Linked DNA regions of Homo sapiens: regions 1 and 2 are each linked to region 3. Evidence: chromatin loops called from intact Hi-C (ENCODE). Cell type or tissue: HepG2. All regions are shown on one strand. Each heading gives the region's core, and the rest is flanking DNA. Links, peaks and the distances in the headings are about the cores only. Region 1 has its middle 430 kb from the start of LINC02301. Region 2 overlaps LOC107984704 (a long non-coding RNA gene). Region 3 holds the start of LINC01467 (long intergenic non-protein coding RNA 1467).

Region 1 (10,906 bases), core at 1,680-9,679, 1.4 Mb after region 3:
TTGAATGCTCAATTGATAAAAAGATGACTCATAAAATACACAACTGTCTTGAAGAAATATAAAGTTTGTACAGAGTCAATAAAAAAATGATCAGGCCACATTCATACAAACCAACAAAATCCCAGCATCTAGATGTTAATGTGGACCTCAGGAGTTAACTAGGCTGAAGTCGTAGAGTATACAAGAGTATGTTTGTGCTTTTTATACCATCTGCCATTTATCAGTAGTGGTTGATAAAGTATATGCCAATATTTAATTTTAAGTGCTTTTAAAAATAAAATATTTCTTCCAACTGTAATACACAATTATGAATGTATTTGGATATAAGACATTTTCATTTAATTGAGAGTTTATTTTTTAGTGAGTGGACATGCCTTTTATTTGTAGAAGCTCCTTTCTTAGTATATTACAGAGTTTACATTGCACAACCAGGCAGCTTTTACTGGCTGATTACACGAATTTGTTTTTTCTAGCTATCCTTGGAAGTCTTTGATATTGCAGAACTGAATTGACTGGTGCCAAACGGGAAACTTTTGGAAATCTCTGATATAAAATGTTCTTCTTTGAATAAAAGAAATGCCCCCAGAAGTGGATTTTAAATCCATTTTGGATCTTTTCTGCTGGTTGTTAACTCTACATTCATCATTTTGTCCCTATTTTATATGTAATGCCCTTCAATAGATGTTTTTATGGGTGGTTCTTAACACCTGTATCCTCATAGATTAACATGTTCTGCTGATTAATAACATGTGCATTTCCACTGTTTACCTGATAGCATTTTAGATTGATTTGTAGTAATCCAAAACCTTGCACCAGTTTAATCTCTTTTAAAAAATGATATATTAAAACCTTCAATGTGAAACGCAGCATGTTTGTTTCTGGGCATATGAAAATGAATAAAATACATGTGGCTTTATACTTTCTATTTCTACTGTAGATGAGAAAGATGCTAAAAATAACTAACTTAATTACAGGCACACTTCAGAGATATTGGAGGTTCTGTTCCAGACCACCACAGTAAAGCAAACGTAACAGTAAAGCAAATCACATGAATTTCTTGTTTTTTCAGTGCATGCAAAAGTTATGTTTACACTATACATACTACAGTTTATTAAGCGAGCAATACCATATGTCAAAAAAAGTACATGCCTTAATTTTAAAACTAGCTAAAAATGCTAACAATGGACTGAACCATTGGCAAGTCATAATCCTTTCACTCCTGAAGGATCTTTCCTTAACAACGACGGCTGCTGACTGATCAGGGTAGTGGTTGCTGAGACTGTGGTCACCGTGACAAGTTCTTAACATGACAATAAAATTTGCTACTTAATTGATTCTTCCATGAAAAATTTCTCGGTAGCATACAATACTGTTTCATAGCATTTTACCCACAGTAGATCTTTCAAATTTGGAGTCAATTCTCTTCAACCCTGCCACTGCGTTATCAATTAAGTTTACGTGTATATTTAAATCCTTGGTTGTAATTTTATAACTCTAACAACGTTCACAACATCTTCACCAAGAGTAAATTCATGCATAGTAAGAAACTCGTATCATTCAAGTTTCATCATAAGATTGCTGCAATTCAGTCACATCTTAAAGTTTCACTTCAAATTCCAGTTTTCTTGTGATTTTTACAACATCTGAAGTTTACTTCCTCCACTGAAGTCTTGAACTCCCAAAGTCATCCATAAGGGCTAGAGTCAATTTCTTCCAAACTCCTGTAAAAGTTGCTATTTTGACCTCTTCCCATTAATCCCAAATGTTCTTAATGGCATCTAGAATAGTGAATCCTTTTCAGATGCTTTTCTGTTCCCTTTTCCAGATCCATCAGAAGAATCACTGTCTATGGCAGCTGCTTGTTTTGGCTGCTTTGATCATCTATCCAGCCTTGCAAAATTTATTTATTAAATTATAAGACTTGAAAGTCAGAATTACTTCTTGATGTGTGTGCTACAGAATATATATTGTGTTAGAATGCATGAAAACAACATTCATCTCCTTGTACATCTGCATCAGACCCCTGGGGTAATTACGTACATTGTCACTGAGCAGTACTATTTTGAAAGAGATCACTTTGTTTTCTTTTTGAGCATTAGGTTTTGAGAATGGGCTTAAAATATACAGTAAACCGTGCTGTCATCCAGGCTTTGTTGTCCCATTTATAGAGCACAGGCAGAATAGATTTAATATAATTCTTAATAGCCCTAGGCTTTTTGAAATGCTAAATAAACACTGAATTCAGCTTAAATTCACCAGCTGGCTGAGCCCCTAACAAGAATGTCAGCCTGTCCTTTGAAGTTTTGAAGCCAGACATTGGTTTCTCCTCTCTACCTATAGACCTAGATGGCATCTTCTGCCAACATAAGGCTATTTCGTCTTCATTGAAAACCTGTTCTTGGGTGTAGTTACCTTCATCAGTTATCTTACCTAGATCTTCTTGATAACTCACTTCAGCTTCTACCCCAACACTTGCTGCTTTGCCTTGCATTTTTATGGTATGGATATGGTGGTCTCTTTACTTAAACCTCATGGAGCAACATCTGCTTTCTTCAATTTTTTCTTCTACAGCTTTCTCACTTCTCTCAGCCTTCACAGAATTAAAGACAGTTAGGGTTATGCTCTAGATTAGACTTCGGTTTAACAGAAGGTTTTGGCTGGTTTGATCTTCTATACAAACCACGCAAACTTTCTCCATATCAGCAATAAGGCTGTTTCACTTTCTTATCATTTGGGTGTTCACTAAATTAGCATTTTCTTCATGAAGGTTTTCTTTGCATTCAAAGCATGGCTGACTGTTGATGCAAAAGGCCTAGCTGTCTGCCTATCTTGTTTTTTGACAATGTTTTCCTCACTAAGCTTAATCATTTCTAGCTTTTGATTTAAAGAAATATGTGTGACTCTTCCTTTCACTTACACACTTAGAGACCACTGTGGGGTAAATAATTGGCATAATTTCAACATTGTGTGTCTCAAGGAATAGCAAGGCTTGAAGACAATGGAGAAATGGCATTAGGGCTGGTCAGTGGAAGAGTCAGAACACACACAGTATTTATCAGCTGAGTTCTCCATCTCATATGGGTATTGTTCGTGATGCCCTCAAATTATTTCAATACTATCATCAAAGATCACTGATCACAGATCACCATTACATATATAATAATAGTCAAAAATTTGAATATACTATGAGAATTATCAAAATGTGAAACAGAGGCCTGAAGTGAGTGCATGCTGTTGGGAAAAATGGTGCTGATATACATGCTCTATGCAGGGTTGCCACAAATCTTTAATTTGTAAAAATTACAGTATTTGCAAAGTTCAATAAAGTAAAGCACAATAAAGTAAAATTTGCCTGAATTTAAATAAAATTGTTATAAATATAATAAAGGGGCACCTTCATTTTACAATTTCTATTGTAAATAATTGTATATACTGCATGCCACAGTTGAAGAAATCAACTGTAATCCACTTACCAAAACAGAAGTCAATTGTAGCTGACATACCAAAGCAGAATTAATATTGTCAGTCATTTAAAAATTTGGTCATCTTAGGACTTTTTTTTTTAAAATTAAATGAGCTCACCTTCATAGGCAAAGGAAAAAAAAGTATTATCTATGAAATGGCAAATGTGATATGGAGAATATTTTATGCAGTGATTTTTTTTATCTCACTGGCTTTTTGGATTAATTAAAGGTAACATAATGAATTGAATGGTGCCTAGCCACTTAAGACTGAAGCCATAACAAACTAGTTAACAGATGCCAACAGTTGTCTACCAGCTTTGGGTTGAAGTTGGTAGAACATTAGGTGCATACAAAATTAATTCCATTCTGTCAGATTTTCTTGTTTTTGTTGTTACTTTTGGATGCTTTTATTTTCTCTAATGTAACTGTGATCTTTGTAGGCAACCAAATAAACATTGGATGTGTCCTATTTTAATTTTTTCTACAAATGACATGTTAAAATATCACATACTCTTTGCTTCTATAAAAAAGTTTAATAAATGAGGAAAACTATTAAATTTTAATAGCTATTGGTATACTTTTCCAGTTTTATTAAGGTATGATTGACAAAAATTGTGTGTATTTAAGGTGTACAATGTCATTATTTTATATACATATACATTGTTAAATTATGTCACAACCATGCTAAGTCCCATCGTGTATGGCCACTTAGATTGTTTTCATAAGTTGACTTGTACAGTAAATTAATGGTGCAATAAAGTTGAGAGTGCAGGTATCTCTTCAAGATGGTGATCTTATGCCCTTTGGCTATGTACCCAGTAGCAAGACCACTGGATCATATAATAGTTCTATTTTTAATTTTGTGAGGAACCTTCATACTTTTTTCTATACTGGCTTTAATAATTTATATTCCAACCAACAATATGTAAGAGTTCCCTTTTCTCCACATCCTCATCAACTTTATTTATGTATTGACTTTTTGATAATGGCCATCCTAATAGGAGTGAGGTAAAACTCATTGAAGTTTAGATTTACATTTCTGTCATGAATATTGATGCTGGACACCTTTTCATGTATCTGTTGGCCATTTGTATGTCTTCTTTGGAAAAATGTCTATTCAGGTCCCTTGCCTGTATTTTTAATCAGGTTATTTGGTATTTTGCTATTGAGTGTATTTTGGGCATTAATTCATATATATATATGATTTGTAAATATTTTCTTTCATTCTGGAAGTGGCCTTGTCATTGTTGATTTTTTTCTTGCTGTTTGAAAGATTTAATGTGATGTAGTTGCATGTTCTCATTTTTGCTTGTATTTTCTATGCTTTTGATGTTATATCACAAAAATCATTTCAAAGATTATGAACATTTTCCTTGTGTTTTTCTCCTGGGAGTTTTATCAATGCAAGTCTTACATTTAAGTGTTTAATTCATATTGAGTTGATTTTGTGTATGGTGTAAGGTAAAGATCCAATTTCATTCCTTTGCATATGAATATCTGGTTTTTCCATTTATTGAAGAGACCCTCCTTTTCCCTTTGTGTATTCTTGGCATCTTTGTTGGCGATGATTGACTGCATATGTGTCGGTTTATTTCTGGGCTCTCTATTTTAGAATAGACTATACCAGTATATATATATATATATATATATATATATATATATATATATATATACACACACACGTATATGTATATGTATACATGTATGCATATGTGTCTATTTTTATACCAGTACATATACCAGTACATATATATGTGTAAGAACACACACACATATATATGCACACACGTATATGTATATATGTATGCATATATGTCTATTTTTATGTTAGTATCATACTGTTTTGATTGATAAGACTTACAATTTGAAATCAGAAAGTGTGATGCTTCCACCTTTTTCTTCTTTCTTAAGATTGTATTAGCTACTTTGTGTTTTTTATGTTTTCATATAAAAATTTTATAATTTTTTTCTCTTTGTATGAAAAATGCCAGTGAAATTTTGATAGGATTTGCATTAAATCTGTAGATTGCTTTAGTACTATAGATATTTTAACAATATTAATTTTCCCAATCCATAGACAGGAGATATCTTTCCATTTATTTGTTTCTTATTCAATATCTTTTAACAATGCCATAATTTTCAGTGTATAGAACTTTTACTTCCTTGATTAAATATATTCCTAAATATTTTTTATGTTACTGTAAATGGTATTGTTTTCTTAAATCCTTTTTCTGGCAGTTTGTATTTAATGGATAGAAGCACAACTTGAACTTCTGATTTTGTTTATGTGTTATCTTCCTGATTTCAATGAATTGTCTGTGTTCTCTTGTAGCTCACTAAGCTTCCTTCAAAAAATTGCTTCAAATTCTTTGTCAGGAAGTTCATAGATCTCCATTTCTTTGTGGTTAGTTACTGGAGAATTACCATGTTTCTTTGGCAATGTCACGTTTTCTTAGTTTTGTATGTTCCTTGAAGTCTTGTACTGTTATTACACTTTTAGAAAGACCCATCTCCTGCAGTCATTATTGAATGGTTTTGGGAGAGAAATACCTTTATCAGTCAGCTCCTTAGGCATTTTGAGGTTCTTTCTTTCAGTTTCTCCTATGAATGTAGTACTTCACCGTTTTGGTTCCCTCTTGTGGAACACTTAGGCATTACTAATTCAGACGGAGAAATCATTGCAAGCACAAATAAACTAAAGGAGTAATATACATAGTCTCTGATCCAAAAGTAGAGTAACCATTTATCCTAGTTTTCTTTTTCATCTAGCTTAGATCAGTTGCCTTGACTTAGGTTAGCAATTAGCACTCTCAAAACTGTCTGTTTGGATCATAAATTATATCACCAGTTGTGGATCTTTAGGGAAAGGATAAACTAGTTAACAAATGTTACGGACTGAAAAAAAAGGATATTCTTAAATAAAAAGTTAAATTAGATGTCTATCCACACTAAATATCAAATTCAATCAATACGAATATGGGAAAAACTATTTAGCATTACATAGTGAGGGTTAAAATGGAGCAAATGATCATTGATTATCTCTTCAAGCTTTGGCTCTGGTTCTCACCCTAGAATAAGGGTGTCTTTCTAGTCGCTCTGCTGGAGGGGGCACTTTATCCTTGTTGGTCTATCAAGTAGAGGTCTCTTTTGTGACTGGACCTGCCTGGAGCAGCACTTTCTTCTTCTTCTTTTTTTTTTTTTCTGAATTCTCACAGAAGTGTTCTAATGTGCTAGCTGTGGCCCCAATTGAATTTTAGTTCTAGTTAGTTGCTATCTAAGATCACTTTAATTTTTGGTGCTAGAGTTATCACCATTTACTAACATTTTATTCACTATTCTTTAAAGTCCTAAGTCATTTTTATGTGTACTATTACCTAACCATTATCTTTCATCTTATTATTATAGTCTTATTGGTTACTTAGGCGACAGCATATGCTTTTAGGAGGGCACTATGGTACAAAGCAGATGACATATTCTGAAATTTTACTATATTCAAAACCTGAATTTGTGACTTTGAGAAAGGTACTTCATCCTTTGACTTCCAAATCCATCAAACATGGATAATAGTAATACACATTCCATATTCCAGGGTTGTAGTGAAAATTAAATAAGATAACCTATGTAAAAACTCTCAGTATTGTGTTTCACATCTAATAGTGTTTAATGAATGCTGTCTCTTTCATTCATATTATGTTTGTCTTCATTAAATTTAATTTATTATATTAATCTCTTCTCTTTCACCAGCAAATACAGCTTTGTTTTCAATTTTGCCATCTATTATAGTCATAATTATATTATTCATATATGCAATATTTTGAAGTAGTTTCAATGCAATCATACAAATCATTGAATCAAAGTGTAGAATAGTAAAAGGTCAAAAATCAGAGTTCATGATACCCTGAAACACACCTCACTTTTGGTGAATATCAGCTCACATTGGAGATGATTATTCAACAAGTAATTAATATATTTATTTTACTTGAATTTGGTGTATAGGGTAATCAATCTAGTCAATTATCACTGAATTGTTATCGCTTCTATCTAATAAAAAAAGAAGTCTGAGTGACTGAGAAAGGGTTTAAACAAGGTGTATATTGAGTTTCTAAATAAATCACAGATATCGAAGAAGTGCTCTAGGACACTGGTTAGGGTACCTTTTTTTCTTGTTTTTTTTTTTTTGGGGTGGGGTGTTAAGACCTCAAAAGCACAGACAACCAAAGCAAAAATAGACAAATGGGATTGTATCAAGCTAAAAAACTTCTGGAAGCAAAGGAAACAATCAGCAAAGTGAAGAGACAACCCAGAGAATGGGAGAAAATATTTGCAAACTATCTGCCTGACAAGTGATTAACCACCAGATTATATAAGAAGCTGAAATAACTCAATAGCAAAATGTAATAATAATGATCTGATTTTAAAATGGTCAAAACATCTGAATAGACATTTCTTAAAAGAAGACATACAAATGACAAACAGGTATATGAAAAAGTGTTCAACATCACTAGTCATCACAGAAAGGAAAATCAAATCTACAATGAGATATCATCTATCCCCAGTTAAAATGGGCTTTATAAGAAGGCACACAGTAACAGAAGCTGGTGAGGACACAGAGAAAGGGGAACACACATACATTGTTGGTAGAAATGTAAATTAGTACAGCCACTATGAAGAACAGTATGGAGGTTCCTCACAAACTACAAATAGAATTACTATATGATCCAGCAATTCCACTACTAGTATAACCTAAAGAAAGAAAAGAAATATATTGAAGAGATATCTGCACTCTCATGTTTACTGTAGCCCTATGCACAACAGCCAAAATGAGGAATCAACCTAAGTGCCCATCAAGGAATGAATGAATAAAGAAAATGTAATATGTGTACATACTGAAACATTACTCAGCCACAAATAAAAATGCAATCCTGTCATTAGCAGAAACATGAATGCTGGAAGCTATTACATTAAGTGAAATAAGTCAAACACAGAAGGACAAATATTGCATTTTCTCATTCATATTTGAGCTAAAAGAAAAGTGGATCTCATGAATGTAGAGAGTAAATATGTGGCTACCAGAGAGCAAGAAAGAGGGGGGAAATGAAGAGAGGTTGATTAATGGGTACAAATATAGTTCGACAGAAAAAATAAGGCAGTGTTTGATAAATCAGTGGGGTGACTATAGTTTACAATAATCTATTGTGCACTTCAAAATAGCTAGAAGAGAAGAATTAAGACGGTTCTTACATAAAGAAGAAAACAAATAATTATGGTAATTGACTTCCTAAGTACACTAATTTAATCTTTACAGATTATATGAATGTATTAAATTATCACATGTACCCCCAAACTATGTATATTTAATATGTATCAATAAAATTAATACAAAAAAGAAAAATCTAAGTGCAGTAGCTAAAAATAATATAAAATACTGTTGTGATGTTCATACTTCAATATCCTTATTTCAGGAATACAGTGTTAAATCTCCATTATGTCTGGATACCTAGTACTTGATATTATTTATCATGGTACCACAATTCATCACTAGGTTTATTGGAAACTGTGACAAAACTAAATTTTTTCTCCTTCATGTGGGCTGCTAGAAAACATCAAAGGTATTGGCTTAATAAAACACTTATTTATTTTTCAAATATTCAATTATAAATCTGAATACATACACAAGAACAATGTTTCTGAAGGAACATGCAACTGTGACTAATTTACTTCTTCAAAGAACCCCTGAGAGCTGAGCAATAGACTAAAACCTTGTGCACTACCTCTGAATGCTATAATTATATTGAAATTTCCTGAAAGAACAAATACATAGAAAGAAAAAAGTTCCCGAAGACATAGAGTGTGTGACTATCTTAACTCTGAAGACTAGCTTTGAATTCTGTCAATCCTTCCAAAATTAGGGAAATACAGAATCCTAATGTTAAACTGAGATAATTTATAGGAATATATTAAGCAAATCGCAGTACTTCAAAACAAAACTCCAAACCTGTTAATGTTGTTTGCCCAACAAGTTCCTACTGGAAGGATGTAGCAAAAATATATTCATTATGGAATGTAGTTTCTGTTTAAACAAGCAAAGTTAAAAGGAACTAAGCAATTGGCCAGGTTCAAAACTTATAGCTTCTATTGAGTCTTAGTGTGGCAAAAATCCAAAGGAAGGAGACAAGGGCACGGCACTTACCCAAGAACCATTTGCTGTGGAAAGCTGGCTTGTTATAAGTTTATCTTCTAAACTTAATAAGCTCATCACAAATACTGCTTCTTCCCATCATTTTTTCTGGTATATTAGACATTTTTTAGAAAGATAGTATATCAACTATATTAAAAACAATTTTAGAGGATAAAAATGAATCATCTGTAATGTTTTTAATAAAATTATTATTTTTAAAATTTTATATTCAGAGGGTACAGGCACATGTTTGTTATATGGGTATATCGCATCATAGTGGGTAGGCTTCTAGTGTAACCCACATCCAGATAATGAACTTTGTACCTGGCAGGTAATTTTTCAACTCTTAACCCCCTCTTACCCTTTTCCCTTTTGGAGTTCCCAATGTATATTATTTCCATATTTATGTCCATAGGTATCCTTTGTTTAGCCCTAATACGTAAGTGAGAACATGTAGTATTTGATTTTCTGTTTGGGAGTTATTTTACTCAGAATGGTGGCCTCCTGCTGCATTTATTTCACTGCAGAGGACATGATTTTATTCTTTTTTATGACTGCATAATATTTCATGGTATATATGTACCACATTTTTTAATCCAATCAACCATTAATGGACACTTAGATTGGTTTCATGACATTGCTATTGTGAACAGTGCTGTGATAAACGTAAGAGTACATTTATCTTTTTTAATATAATTATTTATTTTGTTTGGGTAGATATCCAGTAATGGGATTGCTGGGTTGAGTGGTAGTTCTATTTTTAGTTATTTGAAAAATCTCTGTACTATTTTCCATAGAGGTTGTAATTTGCAATCCCACCAATAGTGTAAAAATGTTCTATTCTAAGTCCATGCCAACATCTGTTGTTTTTGACTTTTTAATGATAGCCATTCTGAGTAGTGTTAGAATATATCTCATTGTGGTTTTAATTTGCATCTCTCTGATGATTATTTATGTGGAGCATTTTTTCATGTGTCTGTTGCCCACAGTATGTCTTCTTTTGAAAAATATCTGTTCATGTCCTTTGCCTAGTTTTTAATGGAGTTGTTTGTTTTCTTTACATTGAGTTGTTTGAGTTCCTCATAGATTCTTAATACTAGACTTTTCTAGAGGTATAATTTGCAAATATTTTCTCTCATTCTGTAGGTGGTTTGTTTATACTATTGATTATTTCTTTTGCTCTCCAGAAGCTTTTTAGTTTAAAGCCCATTTTTTTGTTTTGTTGCATTTACTTTTGGGGTCTTTGTCATAAATTATTTGCCTA
Region 2 (10,906 bases), core at 1,201-9,200, 360 kb after region 3:
TATGTGAATAGTGTCTTGCCTCTTATTAAGACCAACTCCATTTCATCTCTTCAAAAATGTATTTGCTGGTTTCTGCACAATGACTTCAATTTTTTTTAGCATCTCAAATATTTATACCAATTTGTCAGCAGCAAGTATCAGTGGCAGGTGGAAATAAAGTATTATTTAGGCTGAGATATCCAATTTTTACTTGCTTGGCTACTTTCTTGAAAGATGATGCTTTAGAAAATGAAATACAACATTTATCATTGTTTTGTTGACTACAAGAGATGGAGTTTGCTCTCTTTGCTGTGACCCAGTTAGTTCACATAGCAGGGCCTTTACAACCCCCATCTCCAAATCCCTCCACCGCAGCACAGGAGAAATGTTTGCAAACCATTATTTGAAAGGCAGAGCAGTGCTGTTTTTTAATGCAGCATTGTGTAATCTACCTTCTGCAAGTTACAGTTTGTTTCAAAGTAGTGGATAATAACCATTAATGTTTTTGGATTTGCATGTGGACTGCAGCATCACATGTTACTAAATATTCAGGGATGAGACGAGGAGAGAGAGTGTGTGAATGGCAGGTAGAAAACGGTAAGATGGTTAATCGAGTTTCAAAGAAATGATAGGGAAGATTGTCCATCTATATTTAGCCCCCACCATAACATTATTATTTATGGAATATTTTGAAAATGACTTTCTTCATTCATTGAACAAATATTTTTTTGAACACTTCCTACTGGACCCCTTCACACTCCCTGATTCTTAACTCAATATTTGATGGGTTATTTCATTTGAACAAATAATTCAAATCATCCTTTTGCTAAGTTTAATTTTATTAAACTGCTTAGTCTGAGACTTCCCACTTTCTGTGTTGCAAGAAGCTGTGGTCATTGACTATCTCCTGATTTTGGACTTTTCTTGCCAGTGACTTGCAGGTGACATAATGTGAGTGCTCCAGTTCTCTCACTTGGAATCTCAGAGAATATAATGTTGGTGATGAAAATCAAAGACATGTAGACTTTCTATGTGAACAACAGATTCCCCATGAATGCACTGTGAAATACATAAATTGCTATGTTAGTTTCTTTTTGTACATTGACTTTTGGTGTAAATACCCTGAGGAGGACTGACAGCCATAGCCAACTTCTCAGTGCATTGCATAAAAATAATGAAATCACTTTTGCCTCACGTTTGTTGTTGCATTAGACCTAACGGGGTAATTGATGTTGAGCTTGGCTTTTTACATATACAAGCTTGAGATGAGGCAGAACCAAGGATGTGGATTTAGTTAACCTTATTTTAAAGCAGTTACTTAACCTCTATTTTAGATCACTATGTTAAAAAGAAACAATCTTATGTGGGACAGCAAAGACAGAACAGAGAATTAATCGTTTTCTCTCTTTTTGTCTTTGATCAGTTATTCAATCAGTTGACCAATTTTTGACTTAATACACACAACTCCTAGATGCCATTGGGCTAAATAATGTTGGGTATGAAAAAAAGGAGGGCTAAGTTCTAACATATGAGGAGCAAGGTGGTGTTGGCTAGGTAAACCTAAGTCAATTTGAAAAATCCCAACTGGTGTACAAGTAAATGGTAACTCTTGTGGTTCAAAGGTCTTGAGGAATTAATTCATAGTTCTTCACTGCAAGCAGAGAAGCTGTGTCTAGTAGTTCAAGCAAAATGAATTTATTTTATCGTGTAGCTCACAGAATTACTGGGAGAACAGAAGAAAAGACCAGCATGCCTCACTCAGAACATATCTGTCAAGCAAACTGCTGTCCCCACTGCCAAACACCAGATTCTAGAGTTGGTATGACTACTAATTCTGGACCAGACACTCAACCTTGCATCCCACACAGTACCTGCTGCCATGAACAAACAGAGAGCTCTCCATTCTTTCTCTCTTGCATCACTAGCTACTGGGTCAAAGTCAAACCAGGATATAAATCTTACTGGAGGTCCCTCAGTCAATGTCAAGTAAATAAGCAATGCTAAAAAAGCAATCAGAGAGCATTGCCATTTTCTAAAGCAGGTCTTTGCTGTCCACTCAAACTAATAAACTGTGGAATTCTCCAAATATGAAAGGGGGTTCAACCACTGAGCAGCTTAAATAAGAGATAAATTGTCACATACAAATCAAAGTAAATATTTTCCTGCAAGGCTTGTTTATTCATATATACCTATATGGGACATGGTGAAGGAATTTTAGACTACATCTTTATGGTTTATTCTTTGTAAGGTTACAATTATCCAGCCAACCAGCTAATTTTGTACTTCTACTTCATCTACTTATATGAGAGGTTTTCAGATTATTTTATATTATATTTCCCTTTTCAGAGACCAAACAGGAAACTATTGGGTTGATTTCACTGTTGGGTTTATTTTTCACTGGAAAAATAAAACTTTTTTGAATATTTTCATACTTATGGAAAACATTTTGGCAGATGACAGAAAAGTTTTGTTTTCTAAAAAACTCAATATATTCTAACCAGAATAGTATTTTAAACATCTTAGATTATATTACAAATGAAGAATAATTAGAAAACTTTTAGTGAAGCAATCACTAATATTGAGTGGCATAACAGAGCATACAGAATTAAAAAAAAAGGAAATTATAGAAATTAAAAATTATGACCCACTGAAAACAGAAATATAGCTTGGAATGTGTTCTAAAACTTTCAAACAATAAAACTTCCATGTAATTCTTATATCGAACAAACTATAAAAATGCTTATGCAAGTTTGGGATTAATCTTCTACAGAGATAAGAAAAATGATTTTTAACCACTACAAACATAAGGAATAAAATACACATGCCAAAACATTTAACATTTTTACTGGTGTACTCAAAAGGAGCTACTTTATAAGTACTGAAATTATTAGTTTTTTTGCCATATGCTGATGTAACTTTATTTAGAAAAAGTAGCTCTTTGGATAGACACATTCAAGAAGCAAAATTAGTGCTGTTGGCTGAAGTTCAAAGCCACACTTTTTAGAGGGCACCACCACTGGCATCACCAACAACAGCTTCATCATGAGCAGAAGCATCATTTTCTCAGCCTTTGAAGATAAAAGACTAGTTAGCATAAGGAAGGACAGTAGGCTAGGAAGTGAGTCTATTGTCCTAAGACATATTTTATTAGTTAGCTGTCAGACTCAACTTATATCCACATAGCTGGGGCTTTATGGCCCAAGGACCAAGGAACTCCAAGGCTTGTAAAACACGTTCCAATTACCACAACGGTGCACAACTGAGTTGTTTTACTTCCTTATGCCATTTTGCGACGTTGAATAACTTTCCATATGTCTCACACCACCCCCCAACCCCGGCAGTTTGAGGATCAACTAAATGAATAGCAAACAACTAAACAAAGTATGAGAGTTGGTGAACTGAGCATTTCAAATTCCTCTATGCTTGCAAGTAGAGTCTATATTGAGTCTTTTCATCACCTGTGACCTAAGAACCAATTCCTGACAATGCGAGATGCCTGCGAGGGCACGAGAAGAAGTTCTACATCTTTCTCCATTGGTGTTTATGGTTCCATTTGCTCAGGTAAGGGCTATTTCCAGAAGAGTTCATGCTGGAAAAATACAAATGGCCAAAATAAGTGATTTTCTCACTGATCTCACAGGTTTCCAGGGATCCCCTGGTTCCTCTGTAGTGCAGTAGGAGCGAGTCTGGGGACATTTTGGTGTTTCCTGGTCTCCACTGCTGCTTCAGCTAATTCAGTGTGTCTTTTTTCTTTTACATATCAGGACATGAGTGTGATATCATTTTTTGAAAAAGGAATTCTACCATAACAAAAACAAACAAGAAAAAGCAAAAACCTTTGTGAGTCACCAGCAGAAAGAAAACTTCTGAAGGATCAACAAAGCCTAAATGATAGCACATCTGTTTACAGCATGGTTACTGAACATATTAGCCCACTGTTGAGACCTTTTGTTCAGGAAAAAAAGATTACTGTCAAAATATTACTGCTCATTGACAATGCACCTAGTCACCCAACAGCTATATAAAGGTGTGCAAGGAGAATGCACACCTTGTAAATGTTGTTTTTATGCCTGTGAACACAATATCCATTCTGCAGCCCATGGAACAAGAAGCAATTTCAACTTCCTAGACATATTTTTAAGAAATACATTTTGTAAGGCTATGGCTGTCATAAGTAGTTATTTGTCTAATGGAACTGAACCAAGTAAATTGAAAGCCTTCTGGAGAAAATTTATCATTCTAGATGCCATAAAGAATTTGTGATTTGTAGAAAGAGGTCAAAATATCAACATCAACAGGAATTTGGAAGAATTTAGTTCCAACCCTCATGCATGATCTTGAAGGGCTCAAGGCTTCCGTGGAAGAAGTCACTGTAGATGTGATCGAAATAGCAAGAGAATTAGAATTGGGAGTGGAGCCTGAAGATGGGACTGAATTGTTATAATCTCATGATCAAACTTGGATGGATGAAGAGTTGTTCTTATGGACGAGCAAAGAAAAACAATGTTGAAATGACAGCAAAGAACTTAGAATATTACATAAACCTAGTTGATAAAGCAATGTCAGGGTTTGAGAGGATAGACCCCAGTTTGGAAAGACGTTCTACTGTGGGTAAAATGCTATGAAACAACGTTGCATGCTACAGAGAAATAGTTCATGAGAAAAGGAGTCAATCAATGCAGCAAACTTCACCATTGTTTTATTATAAGAACTTACCACAGCCACCACAATCTTCAGCAACCACTACCCTGATCAGTCAGCAGCCATCAATGTGGAGGCAAGACCCTCCACCAGCAAAAATATTACAACTCACTGAAAGCTCAGATGATGGTCGGCATTTTTTTTTTAGCAATAAAGCATTTTAAAAGTAAGGTATGTACGTTGTTATTCTCAGACTTATTGCCATTGCACACTTAACGGACTACAGTACAGTGTAGGCATATAATGGACCTGTTGGAGGAAGTCTTATGAGTATGGCATGATTATTTTCCTAAATCTTTTTAATAGTGATGATTATAAGGCTATTATAAAGTAAGTGCTTTAAAAATCTCACATACTTACATATTTCGCCTGTTGAAATTCATTAGGAAGTGGTTCTGTTTCTACTTCCTTCTTGCTCCCCCTCCCAAGAGCATAACTTCCCATTTTTCCTGAATCTACATATCTGGCCAAATTGAAAGTGCTGCTCATAAAACAAATATGTATAACCAAAGTGAAATAACCTGAGTATAATAATTTTTATCTTCCACGTACATTCATTCTTTTAAACTTCCAAGTCTTATCGAATCATTTCACCTTCTTTGAGACTATTGTGATAACTGGATGGGAATTCAGATATATCCTACCATTCGTATAGACTCAATGCAGAAATCTTCTGATCAACATACTTGTCTTTCTCTTTTGGCGTCACCATCCTTTCTTCTTGTTACAGCCTTCCTTGAGGCACAGAAAGTAGATTTCTAACTTCTCAGGGAAACTTATGATCCAATGAGCTCATTCTGGGTAGTTTCTTCCCTTCAATATTACAAATTTGAAATCATTAGTCACTTTACCATGAAGAGAAGTTAGGGGTGATGATGTTAAGAGGTGAAGATTGGCCTTTATTGGGAGCTTATGTGTGTCAGGTATTTGCAGGGAACTTTATGTGTATGACCACATTTAATCCTCATGCCAAGCATCTCAGTAAGTGTACATGGAATGAATGGATGAACAATGGCACTGAAGTGTTGCCCATTTTCTGTATTAAGAAAAATAATATTTAAAGATGTGACATAACTCCTGAATTTCCAGGCAGCTTATAATTGTTCAGAGCTTGTTCTGACAACAAAAGCTTATATGAGTAACCAAATGGTTATGCTATTCCTTTTCAGTTTTAAGCTTCAAGGGAATGAATATGAATATAGAGATGCTCAGATTTACTGTGGTTGAAGAAATGAGGGGAAAGTGACTGCCCTTCTCATGGGTAAAATAATTAGATTATAGGTGAGGGTTGCTATTAAAAATTCTCTAGCAGAAGGTACCTATGGTCCCATGACTGGCTGTAGAAATTCCTCTCTACAAGGACTTTCATACCTAATCAAAAGAACGCTTTCCCTCATCTCCCAACTTTGAATTCTCTCATCGCCATTTGAGAAAGTTCAGAAGCATATGTTGCTCTTCCATCACACACCAGTAGATGGCAGCAAAAGTCCATCCTTAGCTCCTAAAAGTTTGCCTCTGAGTTCCTGCACAATGCAAAGATAAAGGCAGCTTTTAAAAATATAATAATCTACCTCCTTACCTGACACGTCGGAAGGGCTGATTTTCCAGGTCACACATGTCTTATTACTTTCGAAAATAATCATGTGGAAAGGCTTTTCATTGTGTTTGCTGTTACATTTCTGCACAGTGGTGACTGCGAAGCCAAAATCAAACTAATAGCAGGGGAAAAAAAAAAGTGACAACCCAAGAGAAGTGCATATAATTTCCGTTAAGAATGTTCCTCATGGGTTTTCAAAGAAGCTTTCATCACCAAATCTGATCAGTGAAGCAGTCTTGTTCATAAATAATTTATCAGTCTCTCTTCTCTATCTCATCCTTCCTACCAGTGAAACAAGCAAAATGCAACTTTGGGTGAATTCTCTTTTAAGAATATCTGAGGAGAAACATTTTTCACCAGTCTTCACTGTTAGAAATGTAGCTACAGCATAATGTAAACCATATACAACAAAAGAGGGTTTTTTTGTTGTTATTTAATTGGAATTTTCTTTTTGAAGGCTGTTACCCTTGGCATTTAGCATTTTACGTTAGTATTTATTTGATTTTCAGCCTGTTGCTGGCTAGTTCATCTGGGCAACATGCTTTGGATATTATGGATAATGTACAGTGATTGGCCTGAATTTAAAACAAATTGGTTTCCTGACCTGGAAGAGAGGAACCGTTAGTATAGGCACAGTGTTGCTACTGCCTAACTATTTGACAAGCAAATAACCTCTCCTAGCCTTTGTTTCATTTTTCCCTAAAATGAGGATAAGCGTAGCTTATGGAATTGTTGTGAGGATTATATAAAATTAAATGCATCAATGCAATAAACTTCTAGCTTAGTTATATGCTAAAAATTCGCTGATAACTGAATGTGAATTGAAAGAGAGGAGACTGGTGATAGCTAAGATGACTCCAGTTTTAAGTGTCTGTGATTCTGTTAGTTTCTTTCCACTCAACCCTAGAGTTACTGATATTCATCTTAAGAGGGGAAGACACTTGAAAGATGCTGAGATGAAAATGTTACGAAGGATGAGAGAATTTGCCGTGGAGAAGAGTGGTCTGATTTTTACTACTAAGAAGTGGCTTTAGTTCATCCTTGCCAAAAGTTCATCATCCATAAGTGAGCACTGTTGGAAAAGAAGGAGAAGAATGATACCATGAGGAAGAAGCAAAATATGAAAAACAAAGCCTCTGAAGGAATAAAAAAAAGATACTATCATTTTTTGCACTTGATCCATGGAAAACTGTCTAGGATCTGAAAACAAGGAAGATGGTGTTGAGGAATGCCTCAAAAATTAGGTAAAGTACAAAATAATAGAGACTCTTGCCCAAGAGTCTCTTATTTTAATTTTGCCATTTATTTTGGAACTAATTCTTGCACCAGGAAATAACATCATTTCCTTACTGACGTCAGCCTGGCAACCGACCTTCACAGGTGTGGTATTTTCTCCAGCGTTTTGGGACCATCCATCCTTTTGATGCCATAGCACTTCACAAACATCACCACACTGCAGCTTCTGAACACTCAAGTGAACAGGTGCTTTAAGTCCTAGTTTTGCTGATGAAGAAACAGAGATTCAAAGAAACTGATTTTGTCAAAGATTGCCTAATTCTGAAGTCAGGATAGGGTATCAGAGATCTAGAAGTTTCTCTTATTACCACTGCTGCCCCACTGAGGCCATAGCTAGTAATACAATTAAGAAATAAGCTGGGCATGGTGGCTCCCGCCTGTAATCCCAACACTTTGGGAGGCTGAGGTGACTGGATTACCTGAGATTGTGAGTTTGAGACCAGTGTGACCAACATGGAAAACCCCATCTCTACTAAAAATAAAAAAAAAATTTGCTGGGTGTGGTGGTGCATGCCTGTAATTCCAGCTACCTGGGAGGCTGAGGCAGGAGAACTGCTTGAACCCAGGAGGCGGAGGTTGCTGTGGGCTGAGATGGCGCCATTGCACTCCAGCCTGGGCAACAAGAGTGAAACTCCGTCTCAAAAAAAAAAAGAAATAATGGTCAAACATGAGGTTTTTGAAGGTAGAGCGACTACTTGGGTTCCAGTTTCCATTGCCATTTCCAGCCTGTGTGACTGCAGCCACGCTACTTTTCAGGAAGGAAGGACTTAATGATCACTTAATGATCACCCTGGACAAGGGTAGTTGGGTTTTTACTGCTGAGAGGTAGTTGTAGTTCACCTTTGTTTATGCAACAATGAATATTAATTAAAAATGGAATACATGATAGCTTGAAGAAGAGGAAACAATACTTTTGATAAACCAAGACCTTGATGGAAATAGAAAGGGTACTGTTACCATTGTCTGTTCTTGGGAAGTACAGAGGAAATTGCTCAGGATTTGAGCAAAAAGGAAATCAAGACCAGCTTTGGGTCAAATTCTGGGTGAAATCCTGGCTTCTAAACAACCATGTAGATGGGCCACCTCTGAGAGCTTCCTCATGTTAAAATGGAAATGGTAACAGCACATCTTTTAAGAGTTAAATTTTAAGTATAAAATGAGCTTATGCGGGGTGAAATGCTTACCACAGTGTTGTCACGTGGAAGGTGCTTGATAACATGTCAGCTCTTGCCATTACCACTGCATACCACTACTACAGTCATAGCTCCATCTATGGGAACTTGGAGTTCTTGTTAAGGGCTGAGGACTAATTTGGCCTTGAAAATTAACTTGGTCATATTTAGGGAGATCAACAGTAAACTTCCAAAATTTCAACTAAAGTGCTTTAAAAAATCCTTGCGTTGCAAGTATAGTATTATCGCTCTATCTTTATTTTGGTCTTAAATTTGAAACATATCCATGGAATATGCATACCCCGTAAATGTCTCTCTTTGCCAGTTATGGTTACAAATTGAATTTCCTGCCCCTCAAGGTAGTCCTGATAATGAAAATAAAACAATTATGATACAGGACTCTGACCTATTTTCTAGAAATGAATACCCTGTTTAAACCTGAAAAATATAATTAATTCTTTGAACAGCAGATGCTATTTTTTGATGAACTGCTAAAACTTTTGACTCAGTACTTCCTTATCTGAAAAATGTGAGGCTAGACTGGTTCCAGCTATCATTTTTTGAGCATTTATCACATGCTAGGTTCTGTGGTAAGTGTATTACATACATATCTTTATTAAACTGACAGCCACCTTTGTGAAGTACATGCTATTTCCGTTTTATAAAGGAGGATACTCAGGCTCAACATTGAAGTAAGCAGCCCAAGATCTTATTGGCCAGCAGGAAGATCCGGCACGTGGCCAGCACATGGTACAACTATGATCTGCACACAGATTTTGGGAATCTGAAGCTTGTGTTTATAACAACTTCGGAAATCTAACATTACTTTGAAGATCTCTTCTTTATGTAACATCCTGGGATTACACTTAAAAGACTCTTTATTGTAATAGGTAGAAGTGTTTTGACATGTTGCCTTCAGCTTGAGGGGGAACAAGACAATTTAGCAAAAATCAACATAGTGTATCAGGTATACATTTACACATGATCACTCAGGGGCACAGAAATATAACTTTTTAGTTTTTTATACTTAAACTCCATTTTGTTCTCAAGTTCTCTCAAGCTGTCTAGAGCAGACAACTTATTTTATGGCACTCTGGTATATTCAGTCCAAATTGGTCAAATTTGCAGTCAAATTTAGGTATTATTCTTTTAGCCACAATTCTAGTTTAAAGTGTCCTCACTGTTGAGGGGCAACTCAACGTTTCTGGCTTCTGTTATCTCCCTTATTCATCTGAATCAGTCCATTTTCAGACTGCTATTAAGAACTGCCTTAGACTGAATAATTTTTTTATTTTTAAATTTTATTATGTTTTGAGATGGAGTCTCACTCTGTCACTCAGGCTGGAGTGTAGTGGCGTGATCTCGGCTCATGGCAACCTCTGCCTCCTGGGTTCAAGCGATTTTCCTGCCTCAGCACCCCGAGTAGCTGGGATCACAGGTGTGCGCCACCACATTCGGCTAATTTTTGTATTTTTAGTAGATCTGGGGTTTTGCCATCTTGGCCAGGGTGGTCCCAAACTCCTGACCCCAGGTGATCCTGAGACTGGGTAATTTATAAAGAAAAAGGCTTACTTGACTCACAGTTCCACGTGGCTGGGGAGGCCTCAGGAAACTTACAATCATGGTGGAAGCCAAAGGGGAAGCAAAGGCCTTCTTTATATGGCGATTAGAGAGAGACGTGCAAGCAGGGGAAATGCCAGACTGCTTATAAAGCCATCAGATCTCATGAGAACTCACTCACTATCTCAAGAATAGCATGGGAGAAACTGCTCCCATGATCCAGTCATCTCCCTCCCTCCACATGTGGGGATCACAGGTCCCCCCCGACACGTGGGGATTACAATTCCAGATGAGATTTGAGTGGCGACACAGAGCCAAACCATATCACCAGCCCTTTTCTTTCTCTTTGTTCCCATTTGGGAAGAGCTAAAACCCATAGTCATGGAGAGGAGAGGCATCTCTGGTCAGTGCAGTAGCCTCTGGATTTGTGCTAGTGTTTGTTGGCAAAGAAACTGCTCCTACTTGATTGGTGACTTGTTCTAATATTTGCTACAGACGGACAAGTTTCATGAACTCTGCACCTTCTTTGTTCTGACTATGGACATAATTCAGTGGATTTCTAGTCTCTATTTATTTATTCCTCATTGGAGTATATGAGAAC
Region 3 (10,906 bases), core at 1,009-9,008:
GTTGTGTGTGTGTAGGGGTGTAGTTTATGAACACACTAAGTGGAAATTAGCAGTCATGAACGACCATTGATGTCTTAAATAAAAAAGTTTACCTAGGCAGGGTGCAGTGGCTCATGCCTATAATCCCATCAGTGTGGGAAGCTGAGGTGGCAGGATCCCTTGAACCCAGAAGTTTGAGATCAGCCTGGGCAACATAGGAAGACTTTGTCTCTACCCAAAAAAAAAAAAAAAAAAAAAATTATCCAGGTATAATGGCATGCACCTGTGGTCCCAACTACCGGGAGGCTGAGGTAGGAGGATCGCTTAAATCTGGGAGATTGAGGCTGCAGTGAGCCGTGACTGTGCCAATGCACTCCACCTCTCCAGCCTGGGTGACATAGCAAAACCCTGTCTCAAAAATAAACATTACCACATATATAGTTATAAAAAAACTATATAAGCTATATATCTATACACACACACACACATACACACATATATATATATATAAAATTCTGTTGCCCAGGCTTGAGTGCAGTGGCGTGATCTTGGCTCATTTTAACTTCTGCATCCCATATTCGAGCGATTCTCCTGCCTCAGCCTCCTGAGTAGCTGGGATTACAGGTGCATGCCACCACACTCAGCTCATTTTTTTTGTATTTTTAGTAGAGACAGGGTTTCACCATGTTGGCCAGGCTGGTCTCGAACTCCTGACCTCAAGTGATCTGACCGCCTTGGCCTCCCAAAGTGCTGGGATTACAGGTGTAAGCCACTGGATCCAGCCTTTTCACTTCAAGGCTCAGAATTCTCCCCTTTTGAAATTTCGTTCAGTGAGGAAATTGATACCAATAATTTGCACTTTTAAAAGTATTTAAAATGATATCTAACATGAATTTAAAAATCTATCTTGTGTTATAGAAATTGAAGCATTTTGCATTCAAAAAGAGGCATTATTTTGGGGACTGGGAGAATCTTCCTAGCTAAAAGATTATGGAGGGTGTATTCGCCTATCTCACTTGTGGGCATGGTGCCCTTGCCTTTTTGGCGAAGGCAGGAAGGGAATATTTCAGCCTGATGCTAACAATGACGCTATCTTACATTGGCTTGGCACTCTCTAGTTATCTAAAGTTGAGTTTGCATCGATGATCTCATTAGAACCTTCCATCAGTCCTAGCAGGAAGTCAGGGCTAATATTTTAGCCTTGTTTGGCTGCAGAGGAAATGAGGTTCAGAGAGAGTGTGATTGGTCGAAAGTCGAATTGTGGAACTGGGACTATGATCTTTCCAAAATAAGCCAGCCCTGCCCTCTTCTTCCTTCCTCTCTTGCTCCCTTTCTGCACTAAACCTCTACCACGTGCCATACAGTGTGCAGGCACCAGGAATTTCCATGAGCTTCCCTTGAACCTTGCATATAAAGCAAAGTTCCTCTGAAGGGACCTATAGTAAACTAAAGAGGAGTAAACACAAAATCAATTAAGGGCACCAAAGTGTTAGAGAGACTGTGTTACAAATATTTACAGAAAGTAGTGTGAGAAGACAAGGGGAGTATTAATCAATTGCATATGGGACTAAGGGAAGTGGGACAGTGATGCATTAGGAAAAGCTTCATGAGACAGTAAAGTTCCAGCAAAGTTTAAAGTAAGAACAGCCACCAGACAGACCTGGAATTAGCCTTTTTGCAAAGTGCATTTCCATGAGAAACTGTGCAGGGGATACATGGCCAAATAATAGCATGCACTATGGTATATCGGAAATTCCTAATTCTTTTTGGGGATTTGAGTACCCCAGGAAGCCCTTCAAAAAGAAATGTTTAACTTTTGTGATCTAGCCAACATGTGGGATTATAGAGCTTTAAATACAAAATTTTAGAGAAAAACTAAGATTTTAAGTAACGTAATGTATTATGTAACTCTGGAAAGGACTAGCTTACAGCTTACGTCCACTTGCAGGCAGATCTTAGCAGGCTGCTGAGATTTGCCTGTGGAAAGTGCAAAAGTGAAGTGCAGTGGAGACCAGGCCCACTCAGATGGGTAATAAACCTTAAACCAGATAAACTAGAACACTGACACTGTTGCTGTCTTACATATAAAACATTGAGCCAACCCAAGAAAGGGACTCACGGTCCAAACGTGTCCGGAATTGGGTTCTTGGTCTTACTGACTTCAAGAATAAAGCCGCGGACCCTTGCGTTGTTACAGTTCTTAAAGGCGGCATGTCCAGAGTTTGTTCCTTCTGATGTTGGGATGTGTTCCGAGTTTTTTCCTTCTGGTGGGTTCATGGTCTGGCTGGCTCAGGAGTGAAGCTGAAGACCTTGGCAGTGAGTGTTACAGCTCTTAAGGCTGCGTGTCTGGAGTTGTTCCTTCTTCCTGGTGGGTTCGTGGTCTTTGCTGGCTTCAGGAGTGAAGCTGCAGACCTTTGTGGTGAGTGTTACAGCTCATAAACACAGTGTAAACGCAGCGTGGACCCAAAGAGTGAGCAGCAGCAAGATTCATTGCAAAGAGCAAAAGAACTAAAGCTTCCACACTGGGGAAGGATACCCGAACAAGTTGCCACTGTTGGCTCACGCAGCCTGCTTTTATTATCTTATCTGGCCCCACCCACATCCTGCTGATTGGTCCATTTTACAGAGAGCCGATTGGTCTGTTTTACAGAGAGCTGATTGGTCCATTTTGACAGGGTGCCGATTGGTGTGTTCACAATCCCTGAGCTAGACACAAAAGTTATCCACATCCCCACTAGATTAGCTAGATACAGAGTGTCCATTGGTGTATTTACAAACCCTGAGCTAGGCACAGGGTGCTGATTGGTGCATTTACAAACCTTGAGCTAGATGCAGAGTGCCAATTGGTGCATTCACAACCCCTTAGCTAGACATAAAGATTCTCCAAGTCCCCACCAGATTAGCTAGACACAAAGCGCTCATTGTTGCATTTACAAACCTTGAGCTAGACACAGAGTGCCCATTGGTGCATTCACAATCCCTTAGCTAGACATAAAGATTCTCCAAGTCCCCACCAGATTAGCTAGATACAGAGTGCCCATTGGTGCATCCACAAACCCCAAACTAGACACAGGGTGCTGATTGGTGTTTACAAACCTTGAGCTAGACACAGAGTGCTGATTGGTGCACTCACAATCCCTTAGCTAGACACAAAGGTTTTCCAAGTCCCCACTAGACTCAGGAGCCCAGCTGGCCTCACCCAGTGGATCTTGCACAGTGCCACAGGTGGAGCTGCCCGCTAGTCTCCCGCCGTGCGCCCGCACTCCTCAGCCCTTAGGCGGTCGGCGGTGCTCCTCCGGGAGGCTCAGGCCGCGCAGGAGCCCACGGCGGGGCGGGGGAGACTCAGTTATGGCGGGCTGCAGGTCCCAAGCCCTGCCCAGCGGGGAGGCAGCTAAGGCCGGGCGAGAAATCGAGCGCAGCGCCGGTGGGCCAGCACTGCTGGGGGACCGGGCGCACCCTCCGCAGCTGCTGGCCTGGATGCTAAGCCCCTCACTGCCCGGGGCGGCAGGGCTGGCCGGCCGCTCCGAGTGCGGGGCCGCCAAGCCCACGCCCACCCGGAACTCTAGCTGGCCCGCAAGCGCCACGCGCAGCCCCGGTTCCCGCCCGTGCCTCTCCCTCCACACCTCCCCACAAGCCGAGGGAGCCAGCTCCGGCCTCGGCCAGCCCAGAGAAGGTCTCCCACGGTGCAGCGGCGGGCTGAAGGGCTCCTCAAGTGCGGCCAGAATGGGCGCCGAGGCCAAGGGGGCACCGAGAGCGAGCCAGGGCTGCGAGGGCCGCCATCACGCTGTCACCTCTCACAGGAGCGATATGGGAGAGGAGGAGGGGGAAAGCCAAAGGTAGGTCCTGATTTTTAGTTCTTCCATCTGGCAGCGTGGCTAACTTGGAGGAAATTCTGAAGTGGAACCCCAGCCCTAGAATGGTGAGGGAGAGGTTGCTGGGGAAAACGATGTGGAGGGCTTAATCAAGGGCAGAGGATACTCATTTTGGGATGTGAACATCCCTCTTCCTGCAGTAAGGCTCTCATCTCCTCTCTTTTGCAAGGTGACTCAATTAGACAACAGCCTGGTGGCTGTCCGTTCTGTCTCCAAGGAGAATACCAGGTGTGTTCCTTAATTTCAGTATTTGTTTATCTCCCCCTCCTCCTTTTTCAAAATCCATTCTGAGAGGTGTTTCTTCTCCATGATATCTCAGACTGAAGTCTTTTTGCCCTGATTTTATATTATTTTCTTCCAAGATCCCTTCATATTACACGGTTGTTCCACCAGGGTGGAAACTTTTCCATCCTCTGAACCTATAATGGTGTTTGGTACACAGTAGGGACTCAGATTTATTGAGTAAAAATTTGAATGCCAGCTTTTAAAAGAAACAGACTCTTAGGTGTCTCATTCTCGTTTGGTAAACACGCAGATAAAGGAGGAGGAGCAGCTAGAAAAGGGAACTAAGCTTTACCATGCTAAACCACGTGTTATTCACTTTTCCCAGAATGCCTCCTTTAGGGTTTATGGTACGTCCCATGAATGGGTATTATTATATCATCACACCATTTGGCAGATGAAGAAACAGAAGGCCAGAAAAGTTTCACTTGTCTTCAGTCACCCAGGCACTAAGCACAGAGCTGGGACGTGTACCTGGTATGTGAGGCTGAGCCACAGCTCCATCAGTTTAGGGTCACCAAGAGGATATTGATCTCAGTGTCAGGAGATTGAAATCTGCTGCAGATCTTATCACTAATTAGTGTTAGATTCTTGTTATGTAATATTTGAATATAGAGGTAATCATGGATTTCTACTAATTTCTTCTTCTTACTTGGCCTACATTAAGATTTCCTCTTAAATGTGACATTAGATCACATGGAGGGGTTCTTCTGAAGGCTGAGGATAACATAATGCAATTTTGTTTAATATCATTCCCATTCTGCACTGAATTTGTCTGAGTAAAATGCATGAATCTTAGATTTGAGAAATCGAGATCTAGGCTCTTTTGAGATACTTGTCATTCACTAGATGGCACTGTTGTATTAACTTTACTTATTTCCTAGCTCTGGTTTAAAACCTTCAAGAGTATATTTCCTGTGATACTGTAGTTGTCCAACTATCCAGACTTTCCAGGTGTTGGTACAAGGACAGTGTAGGGGACAAGCAGATATTGTGTATACATCTTTTTAGTATGGGTCCTAAGTCCTAGTTTAGATTTTAGGACTGTAGTAAAATGCAGTGGGCTCTCAGTATTTGCGGGTTCTGCATCCATGGATTCAACCAGCCAGGAATGGAAACTATTAAACGGTAGGGCACGATGGCTCATGCTTGTAATCCCAGCACTTTGAAAGGCTGAGGCAGGAGGATTGAGCTCAGGAGTTTGAGACCAGCCTAAGCAACATGGCAAAACGCTGTCTCTAGTAAAAATACAAAAATTAGCTGGGCATGGTGGTGGACACCTGTAATCCCAGCTTCTTGAGAGGCTGAGGCAGGAGAATCGCTTGAACCGGGTAGGCAGAGGTTGCAGTGAGCTGTTATTGCGCTGCTGCACTCCAGCTTGAGCAACAGAGCTCTGTCTCAAGAAAAAAAAGAAGAAAGAAAGAAAAAGAAAATATTAAACAACAACAACAGCAGCAAAAAACTAACAAAAATAATAATAAAACAAAAAATAATACAAGTGAAAAACAATACAGCCTGTTTACATAGCATTTACATTGCATTAGGTATTGTAAGTAATCTAGAAATGATTTAAAATATATAGCAGGAAATGTGTAGGTTATACGCAAATATGACACCATTTTATATCAGTGACTTGAGCATCCATGGATTTTTGTATTTTCTGGGGTCCTGAAACTAATCCCCCTCAGATACCAAGGAATGACTGCAGTAGTTTTTGGAGCAATACGTTAATAGCTGGATTCACTGACAGACTGAAAAATAATGTCTTGCTGGACATTACGAAGCAAAATAAAGTCTCACTGAGATATGGGAACTTTAGAGAAAAGGAATAAAAATATAGTTGCTTTAGCTCATAATCTATCTGGTCACTTCTGTAATCTCTGTTACAGACCCTCAAGACCATGTCACCGGGGCCAAGCATTTTCCTCTTTTAACTTATTTATGTGTTTGAGATCGTTAATGGAGGGTTTCTCAATCTTAGCACAATCAGTAATTTGGGTTAGGTAGTTCTAACCCAAACACAGGGATGGTCCTGTGTTTAGGATATTCAGCAGCATCCCTGGTCTCTACTCATTAGATGCCAGTGGCAGCCTCCTCTCCCTTCAAGTTGCAACAACCAAAAATGTCTTCAGTCATGGCCAAATATCTGGTGGGGAATAAAATTGACCTCAGTTGCGAGCCGCTTCTCTAATCCCTGTGGAGATTTGCCACATGAAGTCTTTTGCTTGGGGACAGGGAGAGTGACCTTTACTGATCTGACCACTGGAATTGGGAGCACAGGGTCTTCCTATCTCCAGAGTTTCCAGTAAGATGATTAGACTGCCAGTGTGATTGGGTTGCATTTCTAATGAGTCGAGGTGCCAACATCTGTTTGTGGTAATTGAGCACAGCTGTGATGCTGGCTTGGCTGACCCCTCCACAACCTTTCCCTGCCCCTCCAGGTATTTGAGCTGCCCCCAGCCATCCTGTCCCATCAACCTCTTGCAGGAAGATGCCAGCAAGGTCATTGTGTTTGCTGAGAGTGGTATCAATCCAGATAGTGTCCTAGATTTGATAATGCTGCATTGATTGGGACACAGTGTTCATTCTTGTAAACTGCCTCAGAGGCACAGAAAAAAAAATATGTGTATTGTGTAAAAAGGCCAAACACAACCAATAATAGCAACAACACTGACAACTCATGTATATTTATCTCACATGTGCTAGGTCATAAGAGCTTTATCCAAATAATTTCATTTATTCCTTATAGTAACTTTTTAATGTGGGTACTATATCAGTCACTTGTTGCAGCTTAGACAAAGATAGCAAGAGGTGGAATTAGGATTTATACCCAAGCAGCCAATACCAGAGCTTACACTGTATCCACACCATGTGGACTCAGTTTTCTAAATTTTATTTTAATTTTATTATATTATACAGACACATACTTGTTCATAAGTAACATAACATAAAAGTCTGAAAGCAAACATACCAAAATATTAACAGTCAGTTTCTCTCTGGGTGGTAGCATCAGGGGTGAGGTTTTTTGGTCTCCTTTAAACTTTTCTATATTTTTCAAGTTTTCTGTGTTAAGTGTTGATTATTTTTAATAGAACTTATATAGAAGTATTAAAAATATATGTGTTTGGGGGAGGATGATAGGAAGAGTGGCAGTGAGCTAAATGGATATTTGAGAAGCTGAGTCCTCCTGATTCTGGGGACAGAGAGAACAAGTTGACTACCTGGGGGCTGATGCCCCTTATAGATGTGCCAGTAGCCACTCTCTAGCTGAATTCACATTAAATGACATTACAACTTACCCTAGGGCATTGCAAACTTGGCGGGATTCTAGAATTTCTCTGAATAAATATATATTTTTTAAAAAAGTCTAGCTTGCTATTGCAAGACCATTTTTGTCTAAGGACAGCCTTGGGTCAGTCTTTGTTCAGGTGTACACTCATCGTGATGCCATTGTATCCCAAAGGAGGCTAAGCTTTGGCCAAGCTGTGGGATGGCTTGTGAGAGAAGTGTGATTTCCTGGCGGCCAAGTCACAGTCGCAGCTGCAATAGCTCCCACCCTTCTTCTGTCTCCATGGACAGGGTGGAGACCTCTCCTGGCTTCTCTACGGTGGGCCTTGGGAGTTTGGACCAGAGTGTGGGACCACCCAGAAGACACACCCACACAGATCTCTCCTTGCAGATGATTCTAGAGAGAAGCTTCCTTGGGGGTGAGAATGGCATTCTTATCTGAGGTCTGCTTAAAAGCCTCATACTCTTTTTCTTTTTCCCTAGAAACCTCATTACTTATGGAGCTGGCTAGAGGGAATGATAGCATTGGCTTTGCATAGAATGGAAATTGCAAGACTGGTAGGTCCTGCCCAACCTCATCCTCCTGGAAGTGGTGGAGGCTTCTGGTAACTACCAGTTTGGTTTGGACTTGGGGTGCCAATTCAGGGATGAAAGAGTCCGCCTCTCCTCCCTCATGGCCACCCACCTCCTTCAAAGGAATGTGAAGGAACAAAGATGTGGGTTAGCATTTTTCTCATGAAAGGCAGAGGTGACCAGAAAAGTAGGAAGCTACTGGGAGGCAATAATATTTTCAAAGACACATTATTCTCATTAATTTAAAACCCCAGCAGAGCCCCCAGTGGCTCCAGGTGTGGCGTTAACACCGTGTCTTTTAACTCAGTCCACTCACTCTGTCCCTTACTGCTCCTGGCTAATTAAAACCATAGGGATCTCAAACCCTATTCTTGGCAGTCTGCTTGGATTTCCCAGGTTAATTCCTACCCTTGATCTTCCCTAAATTGCTCCCACACAGCTGTATGCACATTCAGATTCAACGCTCCATCTTTCTTTGCTGATCTCAAGTGCCGACTTGGGCTTGGGCATATTTAGTTTCTCTGTTCTTAACACTCAGTTCTCCCTAAGATGCTGATGCTGATAATGTAATTGCTCTATTGGGGCATAAACATGAAATGGTTTAATTTTTTTTAATGAACTCTCAATCATGTTATGACAAATGCCTTTTTCAAATTCTGATGAGAGATTCTGTGATTTCCTGGCCATTTTTAGATGTTAAAAGCCAAGTCCCTTTGAAACATTAGTCTTTAATATGGTTTAAATCTTATCCCCAGAACACCTCCCTTCCCTCACCTGGCATAAGCTTGACCCATTGCCTGAGGTCTGAGGCTCTTCCGATGTTCTTCCTCTTCTCTCACCCCAGCACTTCGATGGGATTGAGTGTGGGGAGGACCTTCATTAAATTGCCATCTCTTCCTTCTTTCTTTTTGGTATTAACTTTGTTTAGATTGGAGGGCTTTGGGAGTCTGAGAGGAGAAGGTAGAGGCAGGTTCATATCAGGATAAAGTGAGATGCATATCATGATGGGGAGGTGGTCTTGGCTATCTTAAGGCTCAGTGTGATTTTGCCTCCTTCTGGTGACCTCTTCATGGCTGGTAAATTGAACAATCAGCTTCCACAGTTCTGCTCCATTGCTGAGGTTCCCCCAGAGAGGGAAGCCATGTCCCCTGAGACCTCTGAGGTTGGTCCATGTTTCAATCTCCTTTCTAAGGTGGCAGCTTCTCTCTCTCCGTGACCACCAGGATGGCCCCAGAGCTCCTGCTGTTTCGTATGAAAAAGCAGAGATCTTTGCTGCAGGAGAGTAGGGTGAAAGGCTCTCATTGTTTTCTTCTTAGGCACCCTGTACCATAGTCCCTTCTCACCCTGATGCAATGGGCCTCTCTGGTAAGCTTTACATCTTTAATTGGGCACTAGTCTCCATGTTCAAGAATATTATCTATCTTCAAGAGGTGTAGGCCAATTTCTTCCAATAACTCTCTATGAAAGCTGCATAAGACTGGTTCTGTAGCTCTGAAAGCTTCATTCTGGGAGCAAGATGCCAGTGCTCCTATCTGGCAGGCACTCCTAATCTCTCCAAGGATTCTTTTGAAACCCCTTGCTCTGGTTTAAATGTGTCTTCTAAAGTGTATGTGTTGGAAACTTAATCCCCAATGCAATGGTGTTGAGAGGTGGGACCTTTGAGAGGTGATTGGGTCTTATGAATGGATTAACAACATTATTGTAAGAGTGGTTTTGTTATTGTGAGAGTGGGATTGTTACAAAAGTGAGTTCGGCCACCTTTTGCTGCCTTGCTCTTTCACCTCTGGCATGAGATGAGCAAGAAGGCCCTCATCAGATGTTGACACTTTGACATTGTACTTCCCAGTCTTCAGAACTGTGAGAAGTAAATTTCTAATGTTTATGAATTATTCAGTCTGTGGTATTCTGTTATATAATAGCAGCAGAAAATGAACTCAGACATCCCTATTCCTTGTATTGGCGATGGGGACATTACATCTCATCCCAGACTCTGCATCCCTGACAAGGCCCAGGACCCCTGGCGGTGGAAGGGCAGTTCAGGCTTATTAGTCTCTGAGGGAGGTGCCTGGCCTCAGGTGTTGGCAGCTCTGTTTCAAATGTGGAGTTTATGGAGCCTCTTTGTCTACAGCTTTGAGCCTTTGTTGCCATGTTGGGGACACACGAATATTACCACTCAACATTCTGTTACTTTAGCTCAAACTTCTTGATTGTTACTTATATGCCAGGCCCTGTACTGGAATCTGCACTGATGAGTTTGTTTAATCTCAGTAACCCTATAATAGGAAACTATTATCATCATCAGCCTTTTACAGATGAAGGACCTGAGGCTCACAGAAATTGTGTAAAATGTCCAGGGTTATGTGGATAGGAAGTGGTAGAGCCAAGACTTGAACCTGGAAATCTGATTCTAGACCTGTGAGTTGAGAATTCAGCTTAAATCCTCTCTGCCCATGTCTTCCCATGGTCCCCATCATCAGGCTCCTGGCAGCTTTGGATATGTAGCCCCTTGCCACTCCCCAGCACATAGTTATACTCTGACTCTTGGCTCTTTGTTATGGTATCATTCTACCTAGCTGACTAGATCTCTAAAGAGGCAGTTCAAATACTAGGTAAAATATAAGCCTGGAGCAGCAGGCCAGTGAACTCAGGCAGAGGGTGGCTGGAGAAGGCCAGCTGGAACATTGGGGCTGGTATTGTTTCCTGCTTCAAAGTGTACCAAGCCCTGGAGAAGGTTTGGCAGGGAGAAAAGGAGAAGGTTTTGCTTGTATTGGATCCACATAAATTAGGAATACACGTTTGGTCAGTGCCAAACTTTTGCACAAAGTACCAATAGTGGGAAACACTCATGCAGTATCAAGCTAGTTTATTTGTATTCAAATTCTACCTCCTCCTTTCACTAACTGAATAATCCT

What was found. Hi-C counts contacts between places; a loop is a spot of excess contacts. Peaks named below come from ENCODE experiments on the same cell type or tissue, not always from the same donor. Only the 100,000 strongest peaks of a DNase experiment are listed, where the experiment ranks them.
Region 1: a loop joins it to region 3, with 21 times the contacts of the local background. A loop is called at or near these places in 2 of 110 quality-filtered maps.
Region 2: a loop joins it to region 3, with 12 times the contacts of the local background. A loop is called at or near these places in 14 of 110 quality-filtered maps.

What each region holds. Positions count from the first base shown.
Region 1 is chr14:83,065,990-83,076,895 of GRCh38, forward strand. No RefSeq gene overlaps it. Among named protein-coding and RNA genes, the nearest start is that of LINC02301, 430 kb to the left of the region's middle. In HepG2, for the core only: a CTCF peak has its summit at 6,107 (motif pointing left); no DNase peak of the experiment used is centred there.
Region 2 is chr14:81,984,306-81,995,211 of GRCh38, forward strand. The region is part of intron 3 of LOC107984704 (a long non-coding RNA gene); the gene reads left to right. Among named protein-coding and RNA genes, the nearest start is that of LINC02311, 250 kb to the left of the region's middle. In HepG2, for the core only: CTCF peaks have their summits at 6,162 (motif pointing right) and 7,887; DNase peaks (open chromatin) are centred at 1,896 and 6,156.
Region 3 is chr14:81,620,555-81,631,460 of GRCh38, forward strand. It overlaps LINC01467 (long intergenic non-protein coding RNA 1467), which reads right to left and starts at 2,507. Exons shown (of 3, transcript NR_110074.1): 1 at 2,099-2,507. In HepG2, for the core only: a CTCF peak has its summit at 4,967 (motif pointing right); a DNase peak (open chromatin) is centred at 4,997.